2 separate regions of the Homo sapiens genome follow, and region 2 is linked to region 1. A link is a loop called in an ENCODE intact Hi-C map of the cell type or tissue named here. Cell type or tissue: dorsolateral prefrontal cortex. All regions are shown on one strand. Links, peaks and the distances in the headings refer to the core of each region. The heading gives the core; the rest is flanking DNA.

Region 1 (9,983 bases), core at 1,984-9,983:
CCGGCCTGGGAGAGGGCGCCTCCGGGGATCCGTTGCCTAGTCCAGGTACTGCCCAGCTACCGGGCGTCGAGGATTGCGAAGCGTCGGGGCAGGCTGGCACGGTGCCCACTTTTCCCAAAACGCCAGCCTTCCAAGCCCAGAAGCTCGCCCGGCCCAGGCCGGGAGCGGCCCACGTCGGACGGCCGGACCGCCCTGCAGGACCCAGCCCGGCCGCCCGCCCCCGCCGCCGGCGGTGAGGGAGGTGAGCGGCGCCGACCTGCGGGACGAGCATCACTCCGACCCAGCCGGGGGTGAGGCGGGTCAGGATGCTCCGGTCGCAGGAGGAAAAGGAGGAGCTGGACCAAAAGCCCGAAGAGAAGAAAAGGGGAAGGCCGCGCACGGAGCGCGGTAAAGGCCGGCGGAGCTAGACGCCCCGAGGTCGGAGTGAAGCGCCGGGACCGAGCCCCGTCTCCCAGGGAGTCCGGGGCGCACGGCACCGAGGAGAGCGCGGGAGCCAACCTGGGCGCATCATGCGCAGGGCCCGGGACGCTGGGCCGGTCTACACCGCCGCCTGGGTCACGTGGCCCGGACGGGCCGGCGGCTGCCCCGGCCGGGGGGCGGGGGTCGCGCCGGGGTTGCGCTGGACGACGGAGAGCGGCGGGCCCGCAGCGGCCTGGAGCCTCCCAACCCGCGCGCCGCGCTGGCCCCCGAGCGTAGGAGCCGCCCCCTGCCCCCCCGCGCCGGCCCCGCGCCCGGCCGCCCGCCCCCTATATAGCGCGCCCCAGCAGGGCCCGCGCCAGGCCGCCAGCCTCGGAGTGGGCGCGGGACAGTGCGCGGCGCCCCGCAGCCAGGCCCCCGCCCCCGCCGCATCCACCTCCTCCGCCGCCTGCGACCCAACGGGCGCCCCCCGCCGCGGCAGCTGCCGCCGGGCCCCCGCGGCCACCATGAAGAAGGAGGTGTGCTCCGTGGCCTTCCTCAAGGCCGTGTTCGCAGAGTTCTTGGCCACCCTCATCTTCGTCTTCTTTGGCCTGGGCTCGGCCCTCAAGTGGCCGTCGGCGCTGCCTACCATCCTGCAGATCGCGCTGGCGTTTGGCCTGGCCATAGGCACGCTGGCCCAGGCCCTGGGACCCGTGAGCGGCGGCCACATCAACCCCGCCATCACCCTGGCCCTCTTGGTGGGCAACCAGATCTCGCTGCTCCGGGCTTTCTTCTACGTGGCGGCCCAGCTGGTGGGCGCCATTGCCGGGGCTGGCATCCTCTACGGTGTGGCACCGCTCAATGCCCGGGGCAATCTGGCCGTCAACGCGGTGAGTGCCCTGGGGGGGGGGTGGGAGCCTCGACCCTGGGGTGGGCTCAGGACCAGGCCTCTTACCCCACCTGGAAAAAAGGGGTGCCGCAGAGTGGGCCAGCCCACACCCTTCACCAGGAAGGCAAGAGCCTCCCAAGGCCAGGAAGGCAACTCTCCAGGCTGATATGTGCTCCCTTCCTGCCCACCTCCTCTCCCCCTCCCCTCATGCTGGCCCACCCTGGTCTCTCTCCAATGCCTGCTACCCCTCCTCTCCTGCCAGAAACTTCTGCCTCCTCCTGTCTCACCTTTGAGCTCCACCTTCCTCCTGGGCCCCTCACCTCTCCCATCACCTCAGTGGAGCGGTTGAGTAGAACCACCAGAGAAAAGCGGGCTGTCATCACGGCTTTGGGTGACCCTGGCCTGTCTGTGCTTCATTGTTCTCAGCGCCTCCATGGGGATGGTTGTGTCTGCCACAGCAGGTGTCAAGGGGCTCACATTTAGAAACCGTAGATAGGAACCCCCTAATGTGGGGCCAGTGCAGAGCAGTTTCTGTTGAGTATTGGTTCCCTCTTTCCCCAACCTGTGCTCCTCCCCTCAACCCCGCACCCCTGCCTCCCTCCCACCTCCTGCAGCCCCAGAGTCAGCCCCCAACCCCATGCAAACTGGGTTCATTAATCAAACACAGAGGAGGATTTGCTTGGCCATTGTCAAGCTGTGAGTCAGCCGCACTGGAGAGACGGGTTTAAGGCTGGCACTGGCATGGGGCCAGGCACGGGCAGGAGGCCGGGATGGGGTGTGAGGCAGGCAAACCGGGCAGCTGCCCACAGGATGGAGGGTAAATGCCAGCTTATGGGGGCTGGGGGTTGGGCAGAGCCATTGATAGGCCCGTGTCCAGGAAAAGCTACCCTGACGCTCTGCCCTTTGGCCACAGGCCTGAGCTTCAAGCCTGTGCAAACTATGAAATGTACAGTGTCTTTAACAAATGGCTTCGCTGGGGCGATGTCCACAGGACTTGGCTTCCAGGTGCCAAGGTGCTCTAAGTGTCCCTGGAGGCCAAAAGCCCTACTCCCCGAGCCCCTGGCTATACAGCCAGAAGGTGGCCGGGGTCCTAACCCGCTATCCCCTTGCAGCTCAACAACAACACAACGCAGGGCCAGGCCATGGTGGTGGAGCTGATTCTGACCTTCCAGCTGGCACTCTGCATCTTCGCCTCCACTGACTCCCGCCGCACCAGCCCTGTGGGCTCCCCAGCCCTGTCCATTGGCCTGTCTGTCACCCTGGGCCACCTTGTCGGAGTGAGCAGTACCGACATTGGGCTGGGGTGAGGGTGGGGCAGGCACTCAAGGCAAATAATGGAGCCCTGGAGCGGAGCCCACTTCAGATGGATGAGTCCAGCAGAGTTTAAGGCCTGGATTTAGGGCTCCTGGACTCTGGCCCTACTGGGCCCCAGAATTGATCCCCCCAAAACCTCTGGGCTGAGGAAAGATGGGAGTAAGTAGGAGGTGGGATGGGACAGGAATCAAACCCAACCTCAGAGCAGAGAAGAGAGGAGGGCGTAGTTAAGGGTCCATGGTTAACCAAGCAGCTGGGATCCTTGGAGGGAGAGGTTGCCAGCCTGAGTTTGAGACCTGGCTGAGCCCCTGGACTGCAGTGTAACCTTGAGAGAGTCCAGATTCTGTGGGAGTGGACCAGGATGTTGCCTTTCTCTCCACCGCCCTGTCTCTATCCAGATCTACTTCACTGGCTGCTCCATGAACCCAGCCCGCTCTTTTGGCCCTGCGGTGGTCATGAATCGGTTCAGCCCCGCTCACTGGGTGAGTCTGTCCCTTCCCCTGGCTCCCTGGAGATGAGGGCCTGGAGACCCAGCAGTGGCAGCTCAGAGCTCACCAGACCTGGATTCTGTGGGTCTAGAGCTTGGGGGTGGGCCACGGAGTGGTGGCTGACAGAGAAAGGGACACAGTAGGGGATGGGATTCAGCTAGAGGGGCAGAGGTGGCTTTGTATGGCCTGAACCGCTGGGGACAGGGAGTCTGAGTATCTATCCGCTTATGGAAGAGGCTCTACTGAACCTGGAGGTGCAGAGGGGCTCTGTGTCAATTCCCTTGAGGATTTGGTGTCCGTCCCCCTCGGTGTCTGCGTGCTGGTCCTCTCTGATGTTTTATTTATCTGTCCCTGTTGAGGGGGTTGGGAGAGTCTTCCTGTGGGTCTGTCCCTGTGGACAGTCTGTCTGCCCCCCCTTTGGAAGCTCATGGTCACTCTCTCCAGGGTCTGCTTCTATCCCTGCGTGGAGGGGACACGCGCTCTGTTCATCCGTCTCTCTGAGGACCCACGTGTCCCCTCTGAAGGTTTATTTGCTTCTCTTTCCGGTGTGGTTGGAGGGAGCCTGTCCCTCTGGGAATCTGTTTGCCTTCTTTGAGGGTCTAGGTGTCTGTGGTCCATGTCTCTGTCCCTGGGAGTGGTGTGTCAGTATATTCGTCCCCGAGGTGGGAGGAAGTCTTTCTCCCTGAAGGTCTGGAAGTCTGCATGTCTGTCTCCTCTCAGGGTCCGTGGGTCTGTCCTCTGTGGGGTGGGGGGCATGTGGTCTTCAAGGTCTGGGGCTCAGCGCCCTGACTCCTGCCCTGTCTCCACCAGGTTTTCTGGGTAGGGCCCATCGTGGGGGCGGTCCTGGCTGCCATCCTTTACTTCTACCTGCTCTTCCCCAACTCCCTGAGCCTGAGTGAGCGTGTGGCCATCATCAAAGGCACGTATGAGCCTGACGAGGACTGGGAGGAGCAGCGGGAAGAGCGGAAGAAGACCATGGAGCTGACCACCCGCTGACCAGTGTCAGGCAGGGGCCAGCCCCTCAGCCCCTGAGCCAAGGGGGAAAAGAAGAAAAAGTACCTAACACAAGCTTCCTTTTTGCACAACCGGTCCTCTTGGCTGAGGAGGAGGAGCTGGTCACCCTGGCTGCACAGTTAGAGAGGGGAGAAGGAACCCATGATGGGACTCCTGGGGTAGGGGCCAGGGGCTGGGGTCTGCTGGGGACAGGTCTCTCTGGGACAGACCTCAGAGATTGTGAATGCAGTGCCAAGCTCACAGGCTGCAAGGGCCAGGCCAGAAAAGGGCGGGCCTGCAGCCTGCACCCCCCACCTTCCCCAACCCTTCCTCAAGAGCTGAAGGGATCCCAGCCCCTAGGTGGGCAGAGGCAGACCCTCCCCAGAGCTCCTTAGGAAGAAGACAGACTGGTTCATTGAATGCCGCCTTATTTATTTCTGGTGAGGATGCATGCGTGGGGCTGCTGGTGTTTAGAGTGGGGGCTACCCAATAAATCACTGATACTCACGTTCCACCTCTGTCTCTCCTCAGAGTGCCTTGAGACACTCTGGCCCATTGCCTCTCCTCTTTGTCATCCCACATCCTCCACCACGATCTCCACAGGGTACCAGGGGACCCCAGGACAAGTGCTCTGTGGGAAGAAAGGGAGACTGTGACCATGGGAGGCCCAGAGAATCAGAGAGATGGGAACAGAGCAGGGAGAGACTGAGAGAAGACCGAATATCAAAATAGAGCTAGAGGCCAGGAAGGAGGGGTCCTCACTGCAGTCACCCTCCACCCCTCCCCCTCAGCCATGTCAATCAAGTCCCTGCCACTTGAGGAGGGCTTGGCTGGCACTTGAGGGGAGTACCAGGGTGTGACAGGCAGGGCGGAGGAGTGAGCCAACCGCAGCCCCTCGAGATGGCAAGGGGGTGACCAGCCAGGTTCCATCACAGCCCTGGGCTCGTTTCTCTGCACCTTGGTCTTTCAAAAAGGTGTCCTGCTGGGAGCCTGTGCCCAGAGGGAGCAGCCCCCCGACCCCCCCAGAAGCCACATGTGGCCCAGCCCCCTTTTCCAGGGCTTCTCATGCCTTGGCCCACCAGTGTCCCCACCGTCCTCTCCTCTGGGCCTGAGCTCTGTCCTAGCCTGCTCTTGTCCCACTGTCACTGACACTCCTTAGGTAACCTCCTTAAACTCTCAGAGCCTCCCTCTCTTCATCTGTAAAATGGGGATAAAATATCACTTTCCTCACAAGATAGTTGTGGGGACCAGATGAGGGCATGAGATGCCTGGGACCAGTCAGCTTTCTGTGAGGAAAAGGCGGGGGGTCATGCAGTGAACAGCTCCGCATAGCCCAGCTTCGCAGTGAGCCCAGCCTGGAGTCAGTAACTACCCTCATTCCAATCTGGCCGTGAAACTTGGGGCAACATAAGCTCTCTGAGCTTTAAGGACCTTATCTGCAAAACAGGGGTACTTTTCCCGACCTCATGTGCTATGTGCTGTCGTGAGGAGAAAATGAGACCACGCCTGGAGGTAAAACGCTTGTACAAATGGTCAGGCGCCTTGGAGTGAGTGCTCAGTATAGTCGTGTTAATAGAAACCCACACGTGCCTGCCTAGTCTGAGGCCCCAGCCACATGCTTCTGCCCTCCTGGGGGTGTCTGGACCTGAGCGCCTGTCCAGCGGGGCCAGGAGACGGACTGAGAAGGGGTAGGGGAAGCTGTAGTTCTTGGCCAGCGAGAGGCAGTCCCAGGGGCTGGGGTGAGGAGTGGCAGACCCCCCAGCCTTCTCCACACTTAGAGTCTAAGCATCTACAAGTGAGAGGTCAGCCACTCATGTCCGCCCCATAGGCTTACAGTAAACACCACGTGGCATTGCGTGTGAGAACCCCGGGAGCCCAGGGAAGGAGCAGCCCCCCACCCACCGTGTCCCTTCCCACTTCTTCCAACCTGCCCCGGGCTGGGGGAGCCGGGCTGCAAGTGCCAGCTCTGGCCAGCAGAGGGCGACGTCGTCCACCGAATCCACAGCGTGGCGCCTCGTCGTCCACAAGTCCTGGGTCTGGGCTCTAGCCAGATGGGGGTGGAGTGGAGGACACAGGGAGTCCCTCATGCTTGAGTCCCCTGGGGCCACCTTGAGGCAGCCTATCCCAATGCATCCCCGCCCCGCTATCCGGGTGGGGCGCAGAAGAGAGGGGAGCCCTTCTCCGCTCAGTCTCCAGGAGACTCAGGTACAGACACAGCCATGACCAGGAGGATGGGCTCTTCCTCCAGCCCAATGGGGGCCACGGCAGGGTGGACAGTGGACCCTTGGGAGACAAACCCGCGGGGGCAGGCAAGGCACTAAGTCAGAGGGGGCTACCGGCCCTGAGCTTCCTGCAGGTTGCCTCGCCTGGCCCTTGGGCAGGCTTCCAGCTAGGGCTTGGGGCTGACAAGCGCCGTGGTTGGGGCGGTGTGGCCAGCAGGGGTCGCTGTGTCTGCGTGTCGGATCTTGCAGGAGCGGCAGGTCTGCGGGCTCACAAAGTCCCGTGCACACGCGCGCACACACACTGACCCCACACAGTCCGGGGCTCGCGGCCACACACTGACCTCAGTCGTGCCCGAGGGCTGCATGTTCCGGGTGTGTGCGTCTCCTTTCCTCCGCACGTTCATTCGAATGTGCAGAGCCACATCAGCCCTCCTCCAGCATTCGCTCACAGGGCCACCGCCGGCCCCACCGCGGGCCCAGACCTATGAGCCTGGCTCCACGGGTTCTCAGAGGCACACCTGTGTGCTGTCCAACGCAAGCACACACAGTCCCCGTCACCTCTGCTGCACCTAAAGATGGAACCCAGGGAGAGTCTGGATTCTCCTGTGGGAGGCTCCCTTCCCCTTCCTCCCTCTCTTCCTCTCCCCAGGGCCTGCCAGTTCTCACCAGCTGGGAGGTGGACAAGGTGATATGGGGAGAGATGGAAGAGGACCGGGAGGAGAGGTGGAGAGCGGACAGAGGGGCTGGCTGTTGAGATGGGTGGACAGGAGGAAGGACATCTGGGAGGACCAGGTCTCTCCGCTCCTCTTGGCCTCATGTGTCTCCGTCATGTGTGGATGAGGACATCAGACCTCCCTACCTTTCCAGGTTTTGTGGGGATCACTGAGATGAGGCACGGGAAGCCATCTTGAATTCCCTCCCCATCAGTTTGTGTTCTCCCTCCTTTTCTCTCCCGGTACCTTCCTCCTTCCCCTCCCCTTCGCCCCCCTTACTTTCCCCAATCTCTAATAGGACTTCAGTCAGAGCTGCATTGACAGGCAGCCCTAGGCAGCCAGATAAGGAACCTCGGCAAAAGGTTTTTGAGCATGAATGAGCTTAAAGCTTGGCACTAGAGCCCAGTGCTGGCTGGGTTCGGGCACGTGCTGGCTAGGACAGGAAGCCAGGCCTGGAGCAAGCCCTGGTCAATGGCTACCTGGCCTCAGGAGGTGAAGGACCTTGTCCCAGGCTGGGCAGAGGTCAGGAGACTCAGCCCCGAGCTAGCTGGGGACAAGGGCTGCCACTGCACTTAGCACTTTCAGGCTCCAAGGCCCAGGGCAGGTGCTGAGGTGCCTGTCTTGGAGCCGCCATGCAGCCCCGTCCCCACAGCTGTCTAACGGCAGGGGGCAGGGAAGTTACAATCCTAATCATTCACATTTTCTGACTTGGAGGCCCTCTCCTAGGTATCAGCACATTTACTCCTAACTACACACAGGGAGGAGGGAATTATTAGCATCATCCCCACTGCATAAATGAGGATCTTGAGGTTAAGCAACTGCTTAGGGTGCAATACACATGGCAGTGTTCACAATCCTTTCAGTGGCCTCATCAGCAGCTCTCAACAGGTAAGCATTGCTGCCACGTGGCGCCCATTTAACAAGGGCAGAAACTGAGGCTAGGTCAGATGAAAGTGCCTGTCCACCAAGCCCTCTACTCGCCCTGCCTGAAGTGAGGGAAGCAGACAAGTGCCCTTGAGCTACCCTGGGACAGCCCCCAGCCAGGGAACCCCCCGTGCCAGGGAGGAACAGTGCCCACGCCGCCCCCACAGCCATGCCCAGTCATCCCTTGAGCATTTATTGAATGACCCCTCTATGCCAGCCAGGGATGGATGTCTGTGCTGGAACAGTGGAGGCATTGAGGAGGCAGAGGCCACAACCAGCCCCTGGCTTTGCTCAAGCCCTGCTTCTCTAAGAAGCTTGCCCTGATTCTGCTGGAGAGGGAAATGAGGGCAGGCTTCGCAGAAGAACAGCACTTGAGCAAAGTCTTGAGAGACAAAAAGGAGAGGCATCCAAACTCCACAGCAAAGGGCTCGTTCTGGGGAAATATGTCTGGCCTGTTTGGAGTAAAGGGTGCAGGGTGGGCAGTGGAAGGGGAGCCTTCCTTGCATGTTAAACATGGGTATTCAGACCTGATTCTGAGGCAATGGGGAGCCATTGAAAGCTTTAGAGCAGAGGAGTAACTTGATGAGCTTTGCATTTTGGAAGGATCTCTCTGACAGTGAGTGGAGAGGAGAGTGGTGTGGAAGGGCACAACATAGTCTGAGAGCCCAGGAAGGAGGTTAATGCAGTCATCCTGGAGAGGTGATAAGGGCTGCACTGGGCCAGTGGCAAGTGGGGATGGAAAGAGGTGTCAAATATGAGAAAGAGCTACCAGGAACCTGGTACAAGGAACCTATTTGCTATGGGCTGGGGGAAGGGGAAGCACCAGATGCTTCCTGTGTTCTGGCCTGGGCAACTGAGTGAGAGTAGGGTGAGGAGGAGCAAGCCGGAGGGTCCAGTGAGAGGTGAGTGGGTCTGGAGTTTAGGAGAAAGATCTGGGCCAGAGACAGTGTTGAGAGTCGACAGTATCTGCAGGGTGTGGAAGTCACAGGTGGGAACAGGGCTGCCCAGGCACACTCATCAGGAGTGAGGGGCCATGGGCCAGGAGTAGACAAGTCCTGGGCTTAAGGATCAGCAGAAGAGGAGCCAGCCATGGAGGCCACGTGGCAGAGTTGCCCTCACAGAGATGGGAGGACAGCCAGGAGATGTGCCTCAAAGGCAGGGAAAAAGAGGCGTCAGGAAGATGGCCGGCAGCCCATGTGCCACAGTGGGCTGGAGAGGAAATCATGCTGGCCTTTGCCAGAGCGGTTTCGGTAGCCGGGGGCTGGGGGCTGTTGTGCAGTGGATAGGTGGCTGGAACCTTGACTCCAAATCATGATCTTTCACTGCTCCGCGACTACGCAGGCACGTTTATAGGGAAGAAGTCAAGAGAAGGGGAAGCCTGAAAGCCACAGGTGAGACTGGGAAAGGCCAAGAGAGGGTCCCAGTCACTCAAAGGGAGCCAGAAGTCCAAGGAGGGTCCCCCGACCCCGACTTGTACACTGGAGAAGGGCTGCCCCTACTTCAAGGCCACAGGGCAGCTGCAGGTGAGTTTGGCTGGGAGGGAGGATGGGAAGAAGTCTTGCCTGGTAGCTTGGCTTTCTAGGTAGGGTGGGAGGCAAGGGTGGGTGCTCTGCTGAGAGAAAGCCAGAGTGAGTCGAATACTTGAAGAGAGTGGGGGAGGTTTAAAGAATGAGGGGAGAGCTGTGGAAGGATTGCTGAGCAGAGCTGCGATCCCTACTGGGGCCAGAGACCATGAACTTGTCATGGTAGCAGTCTGCACGACTGGGTGAGTTTCTCCAGCAGTGCTCAGCAGCGCAGATGGGGGGCAGAAAGGCGTGGAAGAGGATGAGAACAGAGACACGCAGCAGGGACGGGGTGGAGAGGACAGGGAGCCAGGACCACGGAGCGCTGGCAAGAGCCTGCTCAGGGTGAGATGCCCAGGAGTTCCCTGGAGAGGACATGGTGAAGTCGAGACAGCAGGGAGAACAGAAGGAAATGGGTGAGGGATGTTACTGGGACTCAGACAGGGACTGGGGAGGAACAGAGCCTGTAGTCCAGAGTTAAG
Region 2 (10,254 bases), core at 1,315-9,314, 190 kb before region 1:
AGAAACTGTGAGCAATAATACATTTATTGCTGTTTTAAACCACTGTGTTACACAGCAATAGATAACAGCTCAAACACTGACTACATGATAAAGAAATATTATTAATGCATAACGCTAATAATGTTATGATTGCATTCTTCAAAAGTTATCTTTTAAAGATGCATACTGGCCAGGCGCGGTGGCTCACGCCTGTAATCCCAGCACTTTGGGAGGCCGAGGTGGGCGGATCACCTGAGGTCAGGAGTTCAAGACCAGCCTGGACAACATGGTGAAACCCGGTCTATACTAAAAATACAAAAATGAGCCAGGTGTGGTGGTGGGCGCCTATAGTCCCAGCTACTCGGGAGGCTGAGGCAAGAGAATCGCTTGAACCTGGGAGTGGAGGTTGCAGTGAGCCGAGATCTCACCACTGCACTCCAGACTGGGTGACAGAGCGAGACTCCATCTCAAAAATAAATAAATAAATAAAAATTAAAGATGCATACTGAAATAAGTATGGATTAATTACTATGATGTCTGAGATTTGCATCAAAATACTCAGTTGGGCTTGTGGAGTGCCTGGAGTGAGGGTTCTGGATCCCACCCGTGAGATTTAGGATTGTTAAAATGAGTCTTCAGAAGCAAATCCCTAGTGACTTCTTATAGCAAATCATCGGATGACCAATTGTGGTAAAATTAAATTATAGAGTGGATTATTGAGGGGTCCTGGCTTGCCTGGATGGCTACATGAATATAGCCTTGGGGTAGACAGAAGAATATATACAACCAAAGAATAAGTATGGGAAGCTGGGTACAGTGGCTCATGCCTGTAATCCCAGCACTTTGGGAGGCTGAGTTGGGCAGGAATTTGAGACCAGCCTGGCCAACATGGTGAAACCCCTTCTGTACTGAAAAAAAAAAAAAAAAAAAAAAAAGGCCAGGAGCGGTGGCTCACGCCTGTAATCCCAGCACTTTGGGAGGCAGAGGCGGGCAGATCATGAGGTCAGGAGATCAAGACCATCCTGGCTAACATGGTGAAACCCCGTCTCTACTAAAAAATACAAAAAAAATTAGCCAGGCGTGATGGCAGGCGCCTGTAGTCCCAGCTACTAGGGAGGCTGAGGCAGGAGAATGGCGTGAACCCAGGAGGTGGAGCTTGCAGTGAGCCAAGATCGTGCCACTGCACCCCCAGTCTGGGCGGCAGAGTGAGACTCCATCTCAAAAAAAAAAGTACAAAAATTGGCCAGGCGCAGTGGTGCACACCTGTAGTCCCAGCTACTCAGGAGACTGAGGCAGGAGAATTGTTTGAACCCGGGAGGTGGAGGCTGCAGTGAGCTGAGATCACACACTGCACTCCATCCTGGGTGATAGAGTAAGACTGTCTCAAAAAAAAAAAAAAAAAAAAAAGAATGAGTATGGGCTACATTTATCCAAGAAAAGTACATCAGTACACAGAACAGAAGGGTGTGAAGGCACCAAGAGGGCCATACTTTTCATAGTTGGATATCTTTTTATTATTTTTTTCTAATTCTTGCTTCTTTGTGATATACTTTGTCCTGTTTTTTATAATAGTTTATTTTTCACTGACATTTAAGATAAATGTATACAATTAATTATGAAGTGTTCTTTTACATTTAAGTTTCAGTCATTTTCTTTTACCACTTTGTCAGTGTACAAAATGCTAAAAGAATTTTTGAAAAAGAAAAAAAATAGTTGAATGGTGGCAGGGAGTGAAGAAAGTAGAGGGTATAGATAATATGAATGGTTATGAGTTTATATCGGTTGTGGCTAGGCAATGGACATTGATTGTACGATTCTCTCTCCTTTTGTGTTTGAAATGTTCTATCATGGAAAACTAAAGAAACAAAAAAGGCATAATGGTCCAGGCAAGAGAAAAGATGATGTGAAGTAGAGCAGTAGTCATAAGGACAGGAGACAATGGACTAAAATATTCTGGAGGTAAAATCTCCAGGCCTTAGTGATTAATGAGACATGGGGAGGTGAGAAAGACAGGAGATCAAGGATGATTCTCAGGGGGTCAGGATGGTCCTACCAGCTACCTGCCAACTGTGCAAGCTTGGGAGAGTTACTCAGCCTTTCTGTGTCTCATTTTCCCATGTGTAAAATGGAAGTAATAATAGTACTTCCTGTATAGAACTATTGTGAGAATTAAATTAATAAAATACAGTCATGTGCCATATGATGTTTTGGCCAATGACACGCTGCTTATATGATGGTGGTCCTATACTCACACCTGTAATCCCAGCACTTTGGGAGGCCGAGGCAGGCAGATCACGAGCTCAGGAGTTCAAGACCAGCCTGACCAACATAGTGAAACCCCGTCTCTACTAATAATACAAAAATTAGCTGGGCATGGTGGTGCATGCCTGTAATCCCAGCTACCTGGGAGGCTGAGACAGGAGAATTGCTAGAACCCGCGAGGCGGAGGTTGCAGTGAGGTGAGCCAAGATCACGCCACAGCACTCCAGCCTGGGCAACAGGGCAAGACTCCATCTAAAAAAAAAAAAAAAAAGATTATCATACTATATTTTTACTGTACCTTTTCTATGTTTAAATTCACAAATGCTCATCATGGTGTTACTATAATTGCCTATAGTATTCAGTACAGTAAGATGCTGTACAGGTTTGTAGCCTAGGAACAACAGGCGATACCATAGAGCTTAGGTGAATAGTAGGCTACGCCATCTAGGTCTGTGTAAGTATATTTTACCATATTCACACAATGACAAGATCCCTGTCTTACTGTATGTAAACAACTTAGAAGTGTGTTCAGCCCATAATAAAACTTCTAAATGTTAGTTCTTCCACTAGGGAGGCCCAGGTCTGTGGGTGGGATGGTAGTTTTGGCTCTGACATGCTGAGATTGCAGTGGTGTGGGACACCCTTGCAGATGCCAGGGGACATTGGGATATGAATCTAAAGCTAAGGGAAGAAGTTAGGAATAGACGTATGGATGACTTGGCACTTTTTTCTTTTCTTTTCTTTTCTTTTTTTTTTTGAGACAGAGTCTCACTGCAACCGCCGCCTCCTGGGTTCAAGCAATTCTCCTGCCTCAGCCTCCTGAGTAGTTGAGATTACAGGTACCCGCCACCACGCCCGGCTAATTTTTTTTTTTTTTTTTTTTTTTTTTTAGTAGAGACGGGGTTTCACCATGTTGGCCAGGCTGGTCTCAAACTCCTGACCTCAGATGATCCACCCACCTTGACCTCCCAAAGTGCTGAAATTATAGGCATGACCCACCGAGCCCAGCCTGACTTGGCACATTTTTTTTTTCTTTTTTTTTTTTTTGAGACAGAGTCTCGCTCTGTCGCCCAGGCTGGAGTTAAGTGGCACGATCTCGGCTCACTGCAAGCTCTGCCTCCCGGGTTCACACCATTCTCCTGCCTCAGCCTTCTGAGTAGCTGGGACTACAGGCGCCCACCACTGCACCTGGCTAATTTTTTGCATTTTTAGTACAGATGGGGTTTCGTCGTGTTAGCCAGGATGGTCTTGATCTCCTGACCTCGTGATCCACCCGCCTCGGCCTCCCAAAGTGCTGGGATTACAGGCGTGAGCCACCACGCCCAGCCAACTTGGCACATTTTTAAACCATAAAAATGTCAGCTCCTTGAACTTCACTACTTCACCAAAGAAGATACACAAATGGCAAATTGCACATGAAAATATGTTCAAAATTTAAAAATTAGTTGGGTTTGGTGGCATGCACCTGTAGTCCCAGCTACTCAGGAGGCTGAGTTGGGAAGTTGGGAGGATCACTTGAGCCCAGGAGGCTGAGCTGCAGGGAGCTGTGATTGCACTACTGCACCCCCACCTGGACCACGGAGCAAGACCCTGTCTCAAAAAAAAAAAAAGAAAAAAAAGTTGTTCAACATTATTAGACATTAAGGGAATGCAAATTAAAGCAACAATTAAATACTACTACACACCTACTAGAATGGCTAAAATTTTTTTGAAGTGATAATACTGAGTGCTCGTGTGAATGTGGAGCAACTGGATCTATTGAACGTCGCTGGTGGTGAGGTAACATGGTACACTGGATCTATTGAACGTCGTTGGTGGTGAGGTAACATGGTACAGACTCTCTGGAAAACAATTTCGCAGTTTCTTATAAAATTAAACATACATTAACCATACAACCCAGCAATTGTACTGCTGGGTATTTACCCTAGAGAAATAAAAATTTGTGTTCACACAGAAACCTCTACATGAGGCCAGGCACAGCATGCCTGTAATCCCAGCACTTTGGGAGGCCGAGGTGGGTGAATCACTTGAGGTCAGGAGTTTAAGACCAGCCTGGCCAACAAGGTGAAACGCCATCTCTACTAAAAATACAAAAATTAGCCGGGTGTGGTGGCCTGCACCTGTAATCCCAGCTACTTGGGAGGCTGAGGCAGGAGAATCACTTGAACCCAGGAGGTGGAGGTTGCAGTGAGCCGAGATTGCTCCACTTTACTCCAGCCTGGGCGACAGAGTAAGACTCAGTCTCAAAAAGATAAAAAGAAACCTGTACACAGATGTTCAGAGAGGCTTTATTTTTAATAGCCTACAACTGGGACAAACCCAAATATTCTTCAATATGTGAATGAATGAACAAACAAACTGTGGTACATCCATACAATGGAATACTACTCTGCAATACAAAGAATGAACCACAGACACATACAACAACTTAGATGGATCTCAAAGGCTCCATCAGGAAACCCAGGCACCTCACCACTTAAGGAGTGTGTGGAAACTTTGATTCCACGGTTCTCCATCCCCTCTGCCACTGCCTAGGTTTAGGCCTCACTGAATCTCACCTGGATTATTGTCCCAGCCTCCTCACTAGTCTTGGATCTCTGCAGTCCATCTGAAAGGTTTGCAGGCCTGAACTACCACTCTGTGGCGAGAAGAGGAAATATGCAGAGTGCCATCCTTTCACCCTTTGTGACCAGTGCACTAAATTCTGACCACAGTCTCCCCAACCCACTGCACTACTTCTAGAAGGGCCTTTCTACACTGAACTTTTCAATGGCTCATCTTTGCTCTTTAGATAAAGTCCAAACTCATACTTCCCAGGCTCTGACTTACCTCTGTCCTCCCATATTTCAGTGCCCCAGCGATGAGACTCATTTTTATGCTAGAATATTCCACTAGATCCCTCACTGTTACACATTGATTGGCATTTTTCTTTTTCTGCCTAGAGCTCTCACTCCACCCTCTCTGCCTGGGTCAGTCGTACCTACCCTGCAGGTCTTAGGTTGTTCTGTGGGGGTTTTTTTGTTGTTGTTTTTTTAGACAGTCTCATTCTATCGCCCAGGCTAGAGTGCAGTAGTGAAATCTAGGCTCACTTGCAACCTCTGCCTCCCGGGTTCAAGTGATTCTTCTGCCTCAGCCTCCCGAGTAGCTGGTATTACAGGCGCCTGCCACCACGCCTAATTTTTGTATTTTTAGTAGAGACGGAGTTTCACCATGTTGGCCAGGCTGGTCTCGAACTGCTGACTTCAAGTGATCCACCCGCCTTGGCCTTCCAAAGTGCTGGGATTACAGGTGTGAGCCACCTCGCCCGGCCACAGGTCTTAGTTTTGATATCGCCTCCTCTAGGAAGTCTCCTCTGAGCCCTCAAGACTGTTAGAGGAGCCTCTTCTGGGGCCTCCCTCCATCACAGCACGGCTGGAGTCACCTGGGGGCTGTTGGCATCACCCACTGGAACTGGGAGCCCCATTCACCTCTGAATTCCTGCTGTCTGGCTCAGCGTTTCACACCTACTAGGTGTGAAGGTCTGCAAATTAACAACGTGGTTGGATGAGAAAATGAAGGCCTGAAAGTGGAGGCACGGCATGGGGAGGGAGGTCACCCGAAGTGCGTCCTGACTTTAGGAAGGCCAGGGTATGAAAAGCAGACAAGGCTCACCATCCATCCTGCTCCCTTGCCAACGCTTTCTACCTTTGGGCTGACTGTAGGATAAGTGTCCCCCGCCTCCCATGCCAGGCTGGGGGAAGGACTGGCAGGGTTACTTCCAGGAGAAACAGATAAGGCCAGGGAGGAGTTTCTGTCCGTCAAGCGCATATATTTTTATTCTCTGCACTTTGTCCAAGGCCTGCAATGGGTTGGGGAGACTGTGGTCAGGATTTGGTGCATTGGTCACAAAGGGTGAAAGGAAGGCACTCTGCATATTTCCTCTTCCCACCACAGGGTGGCAGTTCAGGCCTACAAACGTCTCGGATGGGCGCTGCCTCGGTTGCACCATCTGATGGCTACGTGTTTCACCATGTTGCACAGGCTGGTCTCTAACTCCTGGCCTCAAGTGATCCGCCCACCTCAGCCTCCCAAAGTGCTGGGATTACAGGTGTGAACCACTGCATCTGGCCAACAATATATTTTTTTAAGTTGAAGGAATCGAAAACAAAGAACATATGTGGCAAATTTATATTTGTTATTTTAAAAACAGTTCCTGGGAATGCTCCTGCCTTAGAGAAGGCCCCCAATGCTATCTTCTTGGCTTCCTGAGTCAGCGGGAGAAACCTGATTTCTTGATGGCATTTGCCACCTGACTGGGCCTGCCTGATCACTCTCGCATGAACTGTTCTCTGCATTTATCACACCTGTATCCAGGTGTCCTCTCCCCCTCGTTCATGTCACTTGGGATACCCCAGGGCTCCTGTGGCTGAACCTCCCCAACCCAGCTTCTTGGTCTCCTGCAGGGATGCTCACCCGCCCCAGCCCCATTTCATCATCTGCTCTCCTACTCTCAGGCCACAGCCACGTTATTCAGTTCTCACTTCCTCTGCCCCCTCCTCACCTACACTTTGGTTGCATTACAAGCCCAGTCCTGCCCCTTAATCCCTCCACTTTATCTTGCTTCCTTTTTTTTTTGTTTTGAGACGGAGTCTTACTCTGTCACCCAGGGTGGAATGCAATGGCACGATCTCAGCTCACTGTAACCTCCACCTCCCGGGTTCAAGTGATTCTCCTGCCTCAGCCTCCCGAGTAGCTGGGATTACAGGCGCCCGCCATCACACTTGGCTAATTTTTATATTTTTAGTAGAGATGGGGTTTTACCATGTTGCACAGGCTGGTCTCAAACTTCTGGGCTCAAGTGATCCTCTTGCCTCGGCCTCCCAAAGTGCTGGGATTTCAGGCATGAGCCACAGCACCTGGCTTGTGTTGTGATTTTGAATGCAGACTCTGGGGCTGAGCTGTCTGGGCTTGTCTCACAGCTCTTCCATAGACAAGCTTTGACATTGGGAAAGTTACTTAAGTTCTCTGATCTTCACTTTCTCCTAGTAAAACAGAAATAACAATAATACCTACCCAAAAACATTGTGGCGAGGATTAATGGACTTAATCTGTATAAAGTGCTTAGAACAGTGCCTGGCACATTGTAAATATTATATATGGGTTTGCTCCTATGTATTATTATTAGTATTACTCGAGCTGGAGGCTTTGGGTCACTCCACTTAGCCTCTCGCCAATTCCACAATCTTCCTTCTCTAGTCCTAGAACCAGGCCTTTGCACCCTGCTAGGAGAAGCAGCAGCAACCACAGAAGTCCGACTTTCCTGCAGTCTGGTGCTAAGGAGATGCCTGGACTTCAGCATCCACTGGGCTCCAGCCTCCTTTGAAAACCCTTGATTTGTCCTCAGCCCGGCCCCTCTCCGCTGTCTCCAGTGGCCATCCCATATCTTCGCGACTTCCCCATCCACACGGTGTGAATGTAAAATGGTACAGAGATATAGAATGGAGGTGAGGGCCCCATATGGTAAATTGATAGACAATGGCCACCGTATTTTGTAGCTCCTCCATCGACGTGTGATGACCTCTCATCTCTCATACTCTAATCCTCAAACTGCTCTGCACATTCCCAAGTCTGTTCCCAACTCCTGAAGCCCTTCCACTGCCTCTAGAATTCGCAGCCCTACATCTGCAAAACTCCCCAACTTCATCTTCTCCTGGTGTTCCCTTTGCCTTCGCAGGCAGCAGGTTCCTGGCTCCCCCTGGAGGACACGGCCCTCCCTGCAATGCCCTCAGGTGGGTGCAGCTTTCCCTGCCTCACCTTTGTGCCTCGAGGCGCCCTCCTTGTTCTTCAGTGCTGCTTTCAGAACCTTCTTCCCTAAAATCCCTCAGCTCTGAGTCTCAGGTTGTAGGACGCTGCCTCCCTCTTCCATGCACCTACCAATCCCTGGGCTACTTCCGTGTTTCTAGAAGGTTTCATTCCTACCTCAGTGTCATTCTCTCTAACGTGATTTCTGCCCTAATTCTTAGAGATTTCTTTTTGTTTGTTTGGTTGGACTTTGGTTTGTTGTTGTTGTTTTGAAACAGAGTTGTGGTCTTATATCCCAGGCTGGAGTCCAATGGCAGAATCTTGGCTCACTGCAACCTCCGCCTCCTGGGTTCAAGCAGTTCTCCTGCCTCAGCCTCCCGAGTAGCTGGGATTACAGGTGCGCACAACCACGCCCAGCTAATTTTTGTATTTTTAGTAGAGATGAGGTTTCACCATGTTGATCAGGCTGGTCTAACTCCTGACCTCAGGTAATCCACACACCTCGGCCACCCAAAGTGCTGGGATTACAGGCGTGAGCCACCACACTGGCCTATTGTTGTTTTTGAGACAGGGTCTTGCTCTGTCTCCCAGGCTGGACTGCAGTGGTGTGATCTTGGCTCACTGCAGCCTGAACTGCCCAGGCTCAGGCGATCCTCCCATCTCAGCCTCCTGAGTAGCTGGGACTATAGGCACGTGCCACCACGCCAGGCTGATTTTTGTATTTTTTTGTAGAGACAGGGTTTCGCCATGTTGCCCAGGCTGTTCTCGAGCTTCTGGGCTCAAGTAATCCTCCTCCCAGCCTCCAAAAGTGCTGGGATTCCGGGCGTGAGCCACTGCACCAGGTCCTAAGAGATTTCAATATTCACGTAGATACATCCTCCCCATACCCTGGCCTCTCACTTCCACGATCTCCTCTCCTCCAAAGACCTCTCATGGCCACACCCTGCTCCTTGTCATTACTAATAACTGCACCTCCTCTGTATTAGTTTGTTAGGGCTGTCATAACAAAGTACCACAGACTGGATGGCTTAGACAGCAGAAATATATTGTCACAGAAATGTAGCCTTCTTCTGGAGGCTAGAAGTCCAAGATCAAGGTGATGTCAGTGTTGGTTCCTTCTGAGGCTGTGAGACAGAACCTGTCTGTGCCTCTCACCCAGCTTCTGGTGGTTGCTGGCAATGCTTGGGGTTCCTTGGCTCATGGATGCATCACCCTGACCTCTGCTTTCATCTTCACATGGTGATATGGTTTGGCCATGTCCCCACCCAAATTTCATCTTGAATTGTAGTTTCCATAATCCCCATGTGTTGTGGGAAGGACCCAGCGGGAGGTAATTTAATTATAGGAGTGGGTAGCCTCATGCTATTCTTGTGACAGTGAGTGAGTTCTCACGAGATCTGATGGTTTTATAAGGGGCATTCCCCACTTTTGCTCAGCACTTCTCCTTCTACTGCCATGTGAAGAGGGACATGTTTGCTTCCCCTTCCACCATGATTGTAAGTTCCCTGAGTCAATTAAACCTCTTTCCTTGATAAAGTACCCAGAGTTTAGGGCATGTATTTATTAGCAGCATGAGAATGGACTAATATACATGGTGTCTCCCTGTGTGCTTGTCCATCTGGCTTCAAGTTCCTCCTTTTTATAAAGACACCAGTCAAAATAGGAGTAGGGCCCACCCAAATGACCTCATTTTAACTTGACTACCTCTGTAAAGACCCTATTTCCAGATAAGGTCACATTCTGAGATACTGGGGGTAGGCCTCCACATCTTAGAGGGAGAGGGACACAATTCAACCCTTAATACCGCATTCCCATTCCCATTCTCTCAATGTCATGCTGCCCATCCCGTGACCACCACCTCATTTCTTCCCAACATCTTTCCAACTTATTCCCACTAGTACTCTACCTCCAAAATTCCTTTGATCCCACTGGGACCTACAATGTACTGTCCCTACTCCCCCATGCCTCCCTCTTTTACTGTTCCTTTTTCCCTTTTTATCCAATTTAAAGACCACAGTCACACTTGTAATCCCAGCTACTCAGGAGGCTGAGGCAGGAGGATTCCTTGAGCTCAGGAATTTGAGGCTGCAGTGAGCTGTAATCTCTCCACTGCATGTCAGCCTGGGTGATAGAGCAAGACACTGACTTCAAAAAAAAAAAAAAAATAGAATCACTCCCCTGCATACACCTTCAATTCCCCTGCTTCTTTCCCCCTCCTTTGTTGCACTCAAT

What was found. Peaks named below come from ENCODE experiments on the same cell type or tissue, not always from the same donor. Only the 100,000 strongest peaks of a DNase experiment are listed, where the experiment ranks them.
Region 2: a loop joins it to region 1, with 2.5 times the contacts of the local background. A loop is called at or near these places in 31 of 110 quality-filtered maps.

The regions. Positions count from the first base shown.
Region 1 is chr12:49,961,095-49,971,077 of GRCh38, forward strand. AQP5 (aquaporin 5) reads left to right here and starts at 778. Exons shown (of 4, transcript NM_001651.4): 1 at 778-1,286; 2 at 2,398-2,562; 3 at 2,998-3,081; 4 at 3,898-4,588. The coding sequence starts at 924. The coding sequence ends at 4,083. LOC105369764 (a long non-coding RNA gene) reads right to left here. Exons shown (of 3, transcript XR_001749143.2): 2 at 4,589-4,711; 3 at 3,408-3,825. It overlaps AQP5-AS1 (AQP5 and AQP2 antisense RNA 2), which reads right to left and starts at 1,689. Exons shown (of 3, transcript NR_110591.1): 1 at 1,573-1,689. RefSeq lists enhancers at 5,536-6,159, 5,932-6,226. In dorsolateral prefrontal cortex, for the core only: CTCF peaks have their summits at 6,102 (motif pointing right), 6,384 and 6,595; DNase peaks (open chromatin) are centred at 2,027, 6,087, 6,507, 8,067 and 1 weaker place; H3K4me3 peaks cover 1,076 bases; H3K27ac peaks cover 3,798 bases.
Region 2 is chr12:49,770,354-49,780,607 of GRCh38, forward strand. It overlaps the pseudogene LSM6P2. Among named protein-coding and RNA genes, the nearest start is that of TMBIM6, 34 kb to the left of the region's middle. RefSeq lists enhancers at 5,890-6,119, 6,220-6,269. In dorsolateral prefrontal cortex, for the core only: CTCF peaks have their summits at 6,174 (motif pointing right), 6,376 and 7,976 (motif pointing left); DNase peaks (open chromatin) are centred at 6,198 and 7,980; H3K4me3 peaks cover 340 bases.